Linked DNA regions of Homo sapiens: region 2 is linked to region 1. Evidence: chromatin contacts called from ENCODE Hi-C or POLR2A ChIA-PET data. All regions are on one chromosome and are shown on one strand. Each heading gives the region's core, a stretch centred on a gene start or an enhancer-like site at or near the end of the contact. The rest is flanking DNA. Distances are from core to core; before and after follow the strand shown. Region 1 holds the start of CSPG5 (chondroitin sulfate proteoglycan 5). Region 2 holds the start of INKA1 (inka box actin regulator 1).

Region 1 (5,977 bases), core at 2,642-5,141:
AAAGAAACTGGAACTTAAGTTACAACGCCAAGGACAAAATACTCATTGCTTTCTACATGTTATTCTCTGATATACTACATCAAGACCTAAGGAACTTGAATTCATCATATACTTGCAGAACGAACAAGAACAAGAAGGATGGAGAATGACACTTGAAAAAGAGATACCCTGGCCGGGCGTGGTGGCTCACGCCTGTAATCCCAGCACTTTGAGAGGCTGAGGTGGGCGGATCACTTGAGGTCAGGAGTTTGAGACCAGCCTGGCCAATATGGTGAAACCCCATCTCTACTAAAAATAAAAAGAGACACACAGATGACAGAAATGCTCCATCTAGGACTAATGGAGACAACCCTCAAAGGAGTCTGAGGGCTCTCCTCCATTTCTACAGCCTGTAAAGGATGGAGACAAGCAAACCACCTGATCACCCCACCCTGGGATTCTTCCGGAATCAGGCTGCAAGCTCTCCAGCAAGTTAAATACCTCACTGTGAGGACAGTTCCTAAGAGTGAGGTGAGTAGGGTAATTACTGATGAGCTACAGACAATGCCCTTAGGAAAACTAAACTCTGAGTCTTTAAAAGGATTATGGATTTGATATCCCAAGGTAGACAAACATCAAAGTAGAAAGAAAAAAGCCACCTCCCAAAGTCAAGAAACACCCGCACATCTGCAATGCGAAGACTCTCAGCTTGATTTTATCTGTGTGAGTGGCTGCATTTTGGGGTCTGTTTCCAAGAAGGTCCTCCCTTTTGAGTTTGCGTGCCTACATTCCTTCCAGGGAACTGGCCCCTCCTCCCGCCGAGCACAAGGCATGGAGCGGTGTTCAACAGCTGTCTTTATCCCACAGAGTAGGTTTATGGGCCTACCCCTCTCACCAGTACCACCAGAACCCTCCAGCAAACACCCCTCAACCCAGCCCTTTTTCCAAAACTCTTAAAGAATTCCCTTCATTTTGCCTTTTTTTTTTTTTTTTTTTTTTTTTGAGACAGAGTTTCGCTCTTGCTGCCCAGGCTAGAGTGCAATGGCGTGATCTCGGCTCACTGCAACGTCCACCTCCTGGGTTCAAGCAATTCTGCCTCAGCCTCCCGAGTAGCTGGGATTACAGGCATGTGCCACCACACCCGGCTAAATTTTTTATGTTTTTAGTAGAGACAGGGTTTCTCCATGTTGGTCAGGCTGGTCTCGAACTCCCAACCTCAGGTGATGTGCCCACCTCGGCCTCCCAAAGTGCTGGGATTACAGGCGTGAGCCACCACGCCCGGCCTCATTTTGCCTTTGTAATTGAGGGTTTGGGTAAGGACACAACACACAGAGGAAAGACATAATCTTATTTCTGAGGAACCTCTCCTAGTGATAAGGTCACAGGAAGTGCATTTTACCAAGTAATTCTGTAGAAGAAGCCTGAGTGAACATTTCTCCACCTGGGAATCCTGCGACTGTACAACCTCTTGCAAGTTGTGCCTGTCACGCTGCCCTCTGTTTTGTTTTGTTTTTTTTTTTTTTTGAGATGGAGTTTCACTTTGTCACCCAGGCTGGAGGGCAGTGGCACGATCTTGGCTCACTGCAACCTCCACCCTCCGGGTTCAAATGATTCTCCTTCCTCAGCCTCCTGAGTAGCTGGGACTACAGGTGCCTGCCACCGCGCCCAGCTAATTTTTTGTATTTTTAGTAGAGATGGGGTTTCACCAACTTGGCCAGGCTGGTCTTGAACTCCTGACCTTAGGAGATCCGCCTGCCTCAGCCTCCCAAAGTGCTGGGATTACAGGCGTGAGCCAACGCGCCCGGCTACGCTGCCCTCTGTTGAGTCGGCCTCACATACACTCTTCAGTGTCCCTATGCACCTGCCTGCCATGCCCTTACCTGCAGAAGGCCCCTATGTTCTCCACCAGGTAGCACTGGCCGCCATTGTGACAGTAACTTGGGAAGAGGTCGCACACTGACCGGCAGGAGCCGTTATGCCGCACAAAGCCACTGCGGCACTCAGTGCCATTTTCACTGGAGGCCAAGTCCCTGCCTGGCTCTCCTGGGCGGGGCCTGAGGGCGATGCTGCTGCCGGGGACCGACCCCAGAGTGTGCTGTGGAGGGACAGCATGCCACCGACTGGTGGGCTGGCCTGTCCCGGGCCCCAGACCAGGCTTCCCAGTGGGCACTAGAAGCTCATTTTCATCTTCTAGGTCTCCACCTCCTACTGCATCTTTGTCATCCTCCTCTTCCTCCTCCTCTTCATCCAAGTCATCATAAAAGGATGTGGTGGGGTAGAAATCAGATTCATCGAAGGGGGTGAAATCATCGTATAAGTCAAGCAGGCTCCAGGAAGGGGTCTCTCCCTCAGTATCAGGGTGGTTCTCTGAGGTTCCTGGTGACCCTGGGAAGCTCCCCAGATCTGCGCCACGACCCTCACCATCCAGTCCTTCGAAGTAGTCGATGTCAATGATATCTGATGCCGGTTGGGGCTCCAGGGTGCCCTGAAATGGGTAAGTCAGCTCTGGCCCTTGAGGGTCGGGTGTGCTGCCCCCCAGGTTCAGCCAAACCTCCAAGGGGCTCTCCTTGGGGAGTTCAGAAGCTGGGCTCAGCTTGTCGCCGGGGGTGGGGGAGGGTGGCCCGCTGGCCTCTGTAGCCTCAGGAATGGCAGGGGGCATGATTGACTGCCCGAGGACCTCGTGGGGAGCCTGGAGCGTAGCTGGAAGGGCCTGGGCATCGCCGCTGCCCGCCTCTGCGGTCACTCCTCCCAGGCCTGGGCTGTCAGCTTCCAGCCAGGCGGTGCCGGTCACCGCAGCCGACTCCTGCAGCACCTCTTCTGGCCCGGCCAGCTCGCCACCGGGCGCCGTCCACGACGCCTCATCTTCCCCAGCCGCTGGTGGGCCGGCTTCTTCCCGCGTGTCGTTGGCAGGCGGCTCCCACGCCGGGCTGCCCTTCACCAGCTCTTCGGCCTCAACCGCGCTGCCCGCCTCACGCGCTGCGGGCGGGAGGGCAAGGGGCGGGACGTCAGGGCGGCGCGCTGAGGAGCCCTGGAGCCCCGGCCCGCCCCGGTCAGGCCCGCTCGCCTAGACCTGGTCAACCCAGACCTCGCCACCCTCAGACCCCACCGCCCCAGTGTGACCCCAGCCACCCGGTACCTCTAAGCCCCGTCCCGGAGTCTGCCCCCAAGACGAGGATCACACCCCGCCCAACGCCTCGCGGCTCGGCCCCGCCCGACCTGCCCCGCCGTCTGAAGAGCCAGGCCAGGGCGGCCCCCAGCTCGGCCCACCCATAAGTCTCACCCTCGGGAACCCACCCTGAGCCGCGTCCACTGGCTCCCGCCCTCAGCTCCAGGTCCCGCCCCGAAGTCTCACCCTCAGGCCCCGCCCCGGCCCCGCCCCGGCCCCGCCCCCGGCCCCGCCCCCAGTCCGCACCGCGGCCCGCGCGCTTGGGTCCCGGCTACCCCAACCGGGGTCGGCCCCCACGCGGGTCGGCCTTTCCCGGACCCCCACCACCTCCTGGGACCATTCCGCCGCCCGGCCGCGGCCAGGCGGTGCCCCGCCCCCTTGCCACAGCTCACAGCTCCACCTGTCCCCGCCGCCAGCGGGACCCCTGCCCTGGGTGGGGCACGAGGGCCGCGGGGGTCCCGGGCGCAGTCATACCTACCCGGCACGGCCCCAGAGGCCAGGACCAGCGCGGCCCCCAGAAACAGCAGCAGTGGCGGCGGCCCCCGGCCCGGGCCCCCGCCCCCGGCTCGCCCCATGGCGCGGCGCCCCGACCGCTGTCCGCGGTCCGCCCGGCTGGCTGCGCCCTCGGCTCGCCCGGCCGCCGCGCCTCCCGCCGGTTCTGCGGCCGCCTCAGCCCACGATGGGCAGCGCGAGGAGCCGCATGCCGCCGCCGCCGCCGTCCGCCGCTGTCCCCGGCGCGCCGCGCCTCCCCGCCTCCCGCGCCGCCGCTGCCGCCGCTGCGCTCAGCGCCGCCCTCACCCCGCCCGCCGCGCCGGCCCCGCCGCACGTAGCGGTGACGCCGGCCCCTTGGTCAGCCTGCCAGGGGAACAGACAGACCCCTCGCTGGGGACTAGGAGACACACGGACGGGGAGTGCGGGGCAGGCGGACGGGGAGCGCGAGGCAGGCGCACGGCGCGGCGCGCGGCGTTAGGCGGCAGGTGCACGGGCGGGAGACCTGTGGGATGGGGCCACGGTCCCGCCCCAGGTGAACAGGCGGCACGGGGCCCCGACCCGGAGGAACCCACCCGCCACGCGGCAAGCACGGAGGCGGGGACGTCGCGGGCCCAGTTACCCGCAGGGTCGGGGCGGGGTCCAGAAGAGCCGCAGGGGGCGGAAGCACGAGCCCCCACTGTGGAAACAAGCCAGGCCCGGGGCGCATGGAGCCTCTCGGATTCTGCACCAATCCCGTGTTCCGGGCGGGAAGGCTCTCAGGGAGGTCTCCGGGTCTCCACGAGGGAGGGGCGGGCGTTGGCAGAGCCTGGCAAGGGGGCGAAGCCGACCGCCCAGGCTCTAATCGGATCAGATCTAATCCGTTCGCAGCCAAAGCCACTAGCCTAGATCTCGCACAGCCAGGCCCGCCATAACGCATCCCGGGAGCAAGGGGTAAGACCCTCCCTGGGACTGCGGCTACCTCGCCTTCCTTCTAGTCTCCGGGCAGCCTGGGGAGCGGCCTTTAATCCTGGTCCCTTCTCCGGGATACGTCGTCCCCCAGGTGTCTCAGACCACCAAAACTCAGGTTCCTGGGTAGACCAGGGGGGTCTAGATCCCCAGCCGGGCACACATGGATGCTTGGCTTTAGAGTGATCTGTGGGGCCCATTCACAGCTTCAGGGCTCACAGGGCAACCCAAGACCACGCACCAGGAGGTCTGCTTAGTCGGCAGGAGGAACCGCAACCTAGTTACTTAGTTTATTCCCCCAAACCGACCGTCTACCCCTTAATGTGTTACTCACCCAAATGACAGTTCAGGGTATCAGCCCAAGGAGATAGGACAACTCCAGTATTTAAGAGACGGTCCCATTGCTGTCTTAGAAGACCAAATAAGTGACCAAGATGGAGATTCTATCTCCTAATCTTTCTGATACATATCTCCAGATGGAGTTGCCTTGGTTCAAAACCTGTTTCTCAGCAGAACTATGGCTGCAGCCTATTTGCCTAGCCTAGCGTCTCCACCTCTCCTGCCTGGTAAACTCCTCATGCCAGAAAAACTCAGTTCTTATCACCTTTCCCTCTATGAAGGCTTCTCAGCAGTTACACTTAATGCCCATCATCTCATCTTATCTACAGTTATTCCTCACTGGACTGCAAGGCACTTGAGTGCACAGGGCTGGTAACAGAGGGAGGCTCCATATCAGACAGGCATAAATGAACGAATGGCAACCACCCACACCCATCCCAGAACTGTGGTCTGGAGAGCCTTGAAAAAAGGGGTAAGGCTCTTTCTTTCATAGTTTCATGCTGCCTCCGGGGACCAAGTAAAATATGTTTGAAACAATAGCCTTCTCTAAACAGGGGACCATGTAGGGCTTTGCACTCACCTCAGCCACAGAGGCAGCAACGCACCCTTAACTGCCTCCAACCCATCTCTGCTTCCCTTGTGTGCAGCTTAACTCCTGTCACCTTTTACTGTATGTAGACTCTCTGTGTTCCTTTGCTTGTTTCCTCAACTCGGGTTGTGGCTGTCAGAGCGGCCTACCTCCTCCTTCCCTTCCTGAGGCCAGTCTGTGTGGGAAGACCTCATGGATGGGTTCCTTGATGTCTGGGGCATGACAACCACTCACACATTTTCAACAGGGTTTAATGGAGGAAGTTCTCCCACTCATTTTAAATATATTTTGTTAATTATTTAAGTATCTTCTTCTTCCCTTTCCTGGAGATGAAGTCTGCTAACGCTTCCTTCAATTTGGAATTTTTTTTTTTTGTTGAGACAGAGTCTCACTCTGTCACCCAGACTAGAGTGCAATGGTGTGATATTGACTCACTGCAACCTCTGCCTCCTGGGTTCAAGTGATTC
Region 2 (6,372 bases), core at 741-3,240, 2.2 Mb after region 1:
ACATTCTCAGATTTCTCCTGGCTGTTCCTGCTCAGCTTCTTTGATAGCTCTGCTTCATATCTCCCCTACCTCCACCTCATGGAATGTCCCAGGGCACAGTCCCGATTGCTGTCTCCCTCTGACTACACTGATTTCCTCCCACCCCACCTTATCCAGGCCTATGGCCTTACATACCATCCATTCACTCACTATGCCTCCCAGATCCAAGGCTCCAGTGCTGATCTCTCTCCTGAAGTCCAGAGTCATACACCTAGCAGCTGACTCTGCAACTCCTCTTGGATGTCTAACAGGCATCTCAAGGGTTACGTGTCCATAAATGATCATTGGATTTTCCTCTCCAAACCCACTCTTCTCCAGTCTTTCCCAGATCAGTTTATGGCAATTTCATCCAACCAGCTGTTAATGCCAGAAATGTAGGAGTCATGCTTGATGCCTCTTTTCCTGCCCACATCCATGCATCAGCAAGACTTGATTTTAGTTCCAAAACATACCCCAAAGTGACCCCCTTCAGTGCACCTGCCCTGCCCAGGCCTAGGCCCTCCCCTTCGTTGCCTGGATGAGGGCAGGGACTTCCACTCTTATTGCAGAATCCTTTTCTGAAAGCAGCTGGGATTATCTAAACAAGGGCTAGCCCAGGTCATTCCTGCTCAAAGGCCCCCATTGCTCCTCATCACACCAAGAACAAAACCCACATTCTGCTCTAAGGCCGTTAGAGCCTGGTTTTGCTGACCTTTTCCCTCCTGCCACCACCACCAATCACAGACACCTGGGCCTTCTTTATGTTTGGCCCTGTCCAGCTCCTGTCCGTCGGGGTCTCTTCCCTGGCTGCTCCTTCTGCCTAGAATGTTCTTCTTCTCCTTCTTCTCCTTCTCCTTCTTCTCCTTCTCCTCCTCCTGCTTCTTCTTCCTTTCTTTTTTTTTTGAGACGGAGTCTCACTCTGTCGCCCAGGCTGGAGTGCAGTGGCGCGATCTCCGCTCACTGCAAGCTCCGCCTCCCGGGTTCACGCCATTCTCCTGCCTCAGCCTCAGGAGTAGCTGGGACTACAGGCGCCCGCCACCACGCCCGGCTAATTTTTTTTGTATTTTTAGTAGAGACGGGGTTTCACCATGTTAGCCAGGATGGTCTCGATCTCCTGACCTCGTGATCCGCCCGCCTCGGCCTCCCAAACTGCTGGGATTACAGGCGTGAGCCACCGCGCCCGGCCAGAATGCCCCTCTTCTTGATTGCATCTTGATGTCACCTCCTGTGAGACTGACTTTCCCCAAGCTAGCCCACGGCCCTCATTCCCTGGTATTTTCCTGTTGCTGGTATGTCCAGTCTGTCTGCAGCTACACTACCCTTGAGCCTAGCCTGTGTTGATAGAGCAGCCTCAGCACCGACCCTCAGTCTGCACCTGGTACCGGCAAAGGGAATGCCGACGGTCGCGCGTCGCCGCTGGACTCGCGACTAGCCAAGCACTCCCCACTAGAGGGCAGTCCCGTCTAGCTCGGTTGGGACGCGGCTGAGGCCCCGCCGGTGCGCTGCCACAAAGTCCCGCCCTCTCTTGAGTCCTCAGACGGGCTGAACCCCACTTCCATCCCGTTCAGGGAGTGCCAAGGCCAGCCTCACGAATGGGTCCCGTGGGTCAGGCCCCGAGGGTCCACAACCTCTCTGGGTCCGACCATCCGGGGTGCTCTGCCTATGTGCGGACGCAGCACGGCGCCCCGTGAGAGGGACCGCTATTTCACCATTGAACAAACGGGGAGGATGAGGCCCCCGCACGGAGGCGACCTGTCCTGCGTCACGCAGCAAACGCAGGGTCCACTCAACAGTCTGGGGGCTCGGGGGGTCCCCGTACCGGCCCCGTCCGGCTTCCAGTTATGACCCCGCCCTTCCCACCCAGAACCGCGGCGGAGTCGGGAGGGACGCCGGGCTTTAGCCCCGCCCCCTTTGGCCGCGGGGCCGGGGCGGGGCGCGGCTGCCAGATGTCGGGGCGGCGGCGGCGGGAGCTACGGAGAGCGAGGAGTCGCGCAGGCAGGCGGAGGCTGAGGGCGCCGCTGGCCGGCCCTCCCAGCCCTCTCCGCGCGGCTCCGCCGGGGTTCCAAGAGGAGCTAGTAGGTTCGGTGGGGGCCCTGGCATGGACATGCACAGCGCTCGGCTTGACAGCTTCCTTAGCCAGCTCCGCTGGGAACTGGTGAGGCTCGGGAGCGGGTGTGGTTAGTGAGGACGCGTGCGGGATGCCAGGCTGCCGCCCGGCCGGAACAACAGACGGGTGCGGGGTGGCTCCAGCGTGCCGGTCCGAGGCGGGGTGGGGGCGGCGTGGCGCATATGGCTCAGATGGCCCGCGTCGGGTTTCGGACGGTTGGGAACTGAGCTGAGCATCAGATAACAGCATCCAGCTGGCCGTGCTGCTGGAACGGCGCGGGAGGAGAGAGTGGAAGGGGGACTTCTTTGGGGGCGGGGCATGGGGCGGCAAGGGACTAACGAGGTGCTGGCGCTGCTGTGAACGCCCCCTACTTCAGGCTGGCCTATGCCTCCCTTCTCTACCCCTCACCTAGCAAGCGCTCTTTCTGTGAAAGACGCTTTGGGCTTTGGGAGCTGAATCCCCCAATAGGCACGGGATGCCCCTCCAGTCCTGGGCAGGACCTACTTCCCCGTTCAGGCCCGCAACCCTGCCTGCCTGCCCGCCCGCCCTGGTGGCGGGTGCCGACTTGCCCGGCCCTGCATGCTGCAGCCTGCCAGACTGCCACCAGGTCGGTGGATGAGAACCACACCAGCTTCGAGTGCCAGCACCCCTATGCCTGCCCTGTGCTCACTAACACCCTGCTGCCCAGGCCAGCAGGCCTATCTAACCTTCCTGGACCCTCTGTTCTCTGGGCTGGCCTGGTGACAAGTGATACCTCTCCGACTTCTGCCCTCTCTTCCCCTCAGTTGTGTGGTCGGGACACAGGCTCACCCTCAATGCCTGGTCCCCTGCAGCCAACCTCCCAAACTGGCCCAGATGTGCAGCCCAGCCACCAGCTTAGGGCCTCGGGTGCCTTGGAAGAGGACTCAGTCTGCTGTGTGGAGGAGGAGGAAGAGGAGGAGGAGGAAGCAGTGGTGACAGAAGACAGGGATGCAGCCTTGGGAGGCCCCAGGGAGCATGCCCTGGACTGGGACTCTGGCTTCTCGGAGGTGTCAGGCAGCACATGGCGAGAGGAAGAACTGCCTGTATCCCAGCGCCCAGCACCCTCAGCACAGCCCCTTCGTAGGCAGTGCCTCTCAGTCAGTGGCCTCCCCATGCCCAGCAGGGCCCCTGTAGCCAGTGTACCACCTGTCCACCATCCACGGCCCAAGTCCACCCCAGACGCCTGCCTGGAGCACTGGCAGGGACTGGAAGCAGAGGACTGGACAGCAGCCCTACTGAACAGGGGTCGCAGTCGCCAGCCCCTGGTACTAGGGGACAATTGCTTTGCTGACTTGGTGCACAACTGGATGGAGCTGCCTGAGACAGGGAGTGAAGGGGGTGACGGAGGTGGGCACCGTGCCCGTGCTCGGCCCCCTCAGTTCCTGCTTGGCCTCTCTGAGCAGCTTCGGCGCCGGCTGGCCAGGGCTCGGCGGACAGCTATGGCAGGAAAGCGGCTGTCATGCCCACCTCGCCCAGAACCTGAACTGCCTGCGGATGTCTCACGCTTTGCAGCTCTCATGAGCTGTCGTAGCCGCCAGCCCATCATCTGCAATGATGTCAGCTACCTCTGACCCTGCCCTCCAGCCTGGGACAATAAAAGCCTTTTTTCTAGACTGTCCTGGCTCCATACCCCTGAGGCACTAAGAGGCAGCCCCAGCCCTGTGAGGCACTGCCCAGGGAGACAAATCTTCTGAAGAGCTTTTTTTCTCTGTGTGAAGGTCCCTGTCATGCCCATGTCACACCCGTGTGCATTAGTGCACTGTTTTCTATCGTCCATCCTCTCTGCAATGCCTTCCTTTAACAAGCATTTATTGAGTGCCTACTGTGGGCTTACAATGCAGGGCTTGGGATCCGGGGCTCCATTGAGCTAGGTGACAGGGTGGCTGCCTTGTCACAGCTCATAGTGCAGAGGTGGGAAGGCAGTGTCCTCGTCGTCACCCTCACAGCTCAGCTCTAGCACCAACACCCGCTGCCCAGGAGCAGGTGCCTGGCCTGTCAGCTGCTGAACCAGTTCTGTCACCCTGGTAGGGGTGGGTTTAGGGGAGATTGGAGAGGTGAGCCATGGCAAGCAGAAGGCAGCCTGGCATGGACTAGAGAGGGTGCTGGCAGGCCGTCAGGAGCCCAAGCCAGGAGCAGGAGCTGCTCAAGACAGGAAACATCTGAAACTATTTTAGGAGCAGCTGATGAGGCAAGCAGGAGGCAGGAAGCTATGGGTCCCTTGGGAGTGGGCTGTGAAAGGGGGGCTGTGCAGCATGTGGGGAGCCCATGGGGCTGGCCAAATAGGCAGCTCCTGAAGACTCCTCCTCAGGCTCTCGGCCCTCACCCCACCTCCAGCCTGTTTGCTGGCTCCATTTGGGGAAAGAATGCTTGGGAAGGTGTGAGGGGCCCAGAATGGGGCTGGGAAGACAAAAGGCAGTGTGGTCCCTAGCCCCAGCCTCCAGGGACTGGTGGGGCCTGTCTAAAGCCCCAAGTGGGCTCACCTGAGGGGCAGGTGCTGGGCCTGCTTTTCAGGTGACCATCCGGCCGCATAGAGCAGGGCTGAGCCGTGCAGCAGGATCCTCACCCTCAACCCGTGCTGCTCCTAGAGGAGAAAGGTCAGACACCAGCTGGGCCGGGCTGGGCTGAGCCTGGGGGTTGGGGTAGCAACAGGGCACACCTGAAGATGAGCCAGCAGCGACTCCAGGGTCCTCTCAGGCTGCCCAGCTGGTACCTTCAGACGGTCCCAAGAGGTCCACTTCAGGTGATGGAACTGGGATGAGGTAGAGGAGGAGTCAGAGACTTCTTACCTCCCCCCAACCCCCATCCCAGTTACCAGCAGCCTTTCCTAGGGGAAGAGCTGGACTAGCAGGAAACAGGAGCCAGGGGGTGGGGGGTGGGGGGGAGGTGGGATCTGGGCCCAGAGTCTCAGCCCCCTCCCCGTCCAGGCCGGGGCCAGCACAGGAAATGGGGCTATGGGGCCCGCACAGGGAAACAGACGATCCATCACATGGGCCAGTTGTGAGAGTGGGGGATGAGGGGGTGGTGCTTCCTGAGGAAACCCAGAGCAGGGCCCCTGCAGCCTCTGATAAAGCTGCTTGTTCCTCAAAGACAAGGCTGGGAGCTGGGGGGCACATCCTGTCCCCCAATCTTGTATGTACTGCCAGTGCCTTGGGCTACTCATTGGGACACAGGGGCAAAGGGCACAGTGACCACCAGGGCCCCACTGTCCCAGAGACCCCAGCAGGGATACAATGCATAGAGGCTTCCTCCTCCTGTCCCTTCCTTCCTTCCAAGAGTCTTGGGGTTCTGGGACCTAGAGCTAAGGACAGAAGGATGGCTGGCAGGTATCTAGAGACCAGGACAGGGGGTGCTTATCAGCCCCTGAGAAAACACACTGGGGTCAAGCTGAGACTAGGCTAGAGGTGAGATGGGGGCTTCTCCTTCACCTGCTTCACTCTGTGGACAAAGGCAGCCTGTATGCTGGTTAGAGGCAGGGTGCCTCACAAAGGGGCTCTGTGTGCTAGTCCAGAGGGACCCCAGGCTGCTCAGCAGAAACCCAGTGCTGGCCCATGACCTCTGCCCTCTCCCCTCATGAGGGCATTCCTTCTACCCTCATCCTTGCCCCAAGGAAATGCCAACTGCAGAGCCTGGGCACAAGGCTGGAGGCATTCACAGCGCTGCAGTCACAGGAACACAAATGCCCACAAGCCCAGGAACACACACATGTGTGCCCACATGCATCTCCATGCATGCCCACATTGAGGACACAGGAAGATGGGAGCCCTGCACTCCCATCTGATGCACAGATGTGCAAACTTGCTCCTTCCATACCCACACTCCGGGGATGCCCAGACCCCAGTTGCACTCACAACTGTGACACAAATACACTCAGGGCTGCAGACCCCACACCTCTAGTGGCAAGCCTATTACCTTTTAACTCAGCTTGTAGGAGGTAGGCCAGGGCCCCCGTACCATGCAGGGGGAAGCTAGACTCTTTCTGGGGCTGATGCCCTGGTCCCCTCCCCACTACCTACCCCTCAGGGGTACTCCAAGGAAGGAGGGGACTGTGGGGGATGTCTGGCTCCACTAATGAGTTAAAGCTGCAGCTCCCCCAGATCCTGGGCTTTGGAGGATTGGGGGTGGGGATGGCTGACGGCTGCTTCCTGTGTCTGACAGGTCCCAGCCTGGCTTCATAGCAGGAAGAGGGCTGGAGGGAGTCTTCAGGACTTCTGCACAGTCTGAGTTTC

Evidence for each region. A loop is a pair of places that touch in the nucleus more often than their neighbours do. ChIA-PET counts read pairs that join two places held with the same protein, here RNA polymerase II (POLR2A).
Region 2: a loop to region 1 is called in a map of posterior vena cava, with 20 times the contacts of the local background. The contact joins the promoter of INKA1 here to the promoter of CSPG5 in region 1. A Hi-C loop is called at or near these places in 1 of 168 maps with a recorded cell type or tissue (posterior vena cava). POLR2A ChIA-PET finds 5 or more read pairs at or near these places in 1 of 52 experiments (activated T-cell).

The regions. Positions count from the first base shown.
Region 1 is chr3:47,574,974-47,580,950 of GRCh38, forward strand. It overlaps CSPG5 (chondroitin sulfate proteoglycan 5), which reads right to left and starts at 3,892. Exons shown (of 5, transcript NM_006574.4): 1 at 3,624-3,892; 2 at 1,860-2,955. The coding sequence starts at 3,720. RefSeq lists silencers at 1,206-1,500, 3,103-3,192, 3,243-3,302, 3,343-3,392 and an enhancer at 4,517-5,221.
Region 2 is chr3:49,801,271-49,807,642 of GRCh38, forward strand. INKA1 (inka box actin regulator 1) reads left to right here and starts at 1,991. Exons shown (of 2, transcript NM_203370.2): 1 at 1,991-2,173; 2 at 2,911-3,760. The coding sequence starts at 2,123. The coding sequence ends at 3,717. It overlaps UBA7 (ubiquitin like modifier activating enzyme 7), which reads right to left. Exons shown (of 24, transcript NM_003335.3): 22 at 4,803-4,895; 23 at 4,627-4,727; 24 at 3,939-4,167. The coding sequence ends at 4,038. MIR5193 (microRNA 5193) reads right to left here and starts at 4,975; the gene lies at 4,867-4,975. It also overlaps a transcript of CDHR4 not described here. RefSeq lists silencers at 1,388-1,437, 1,828-2,267 and enhancers at 4,946-5,240, 5,227-5,506, 6,136-6,372, 6,237-6,372.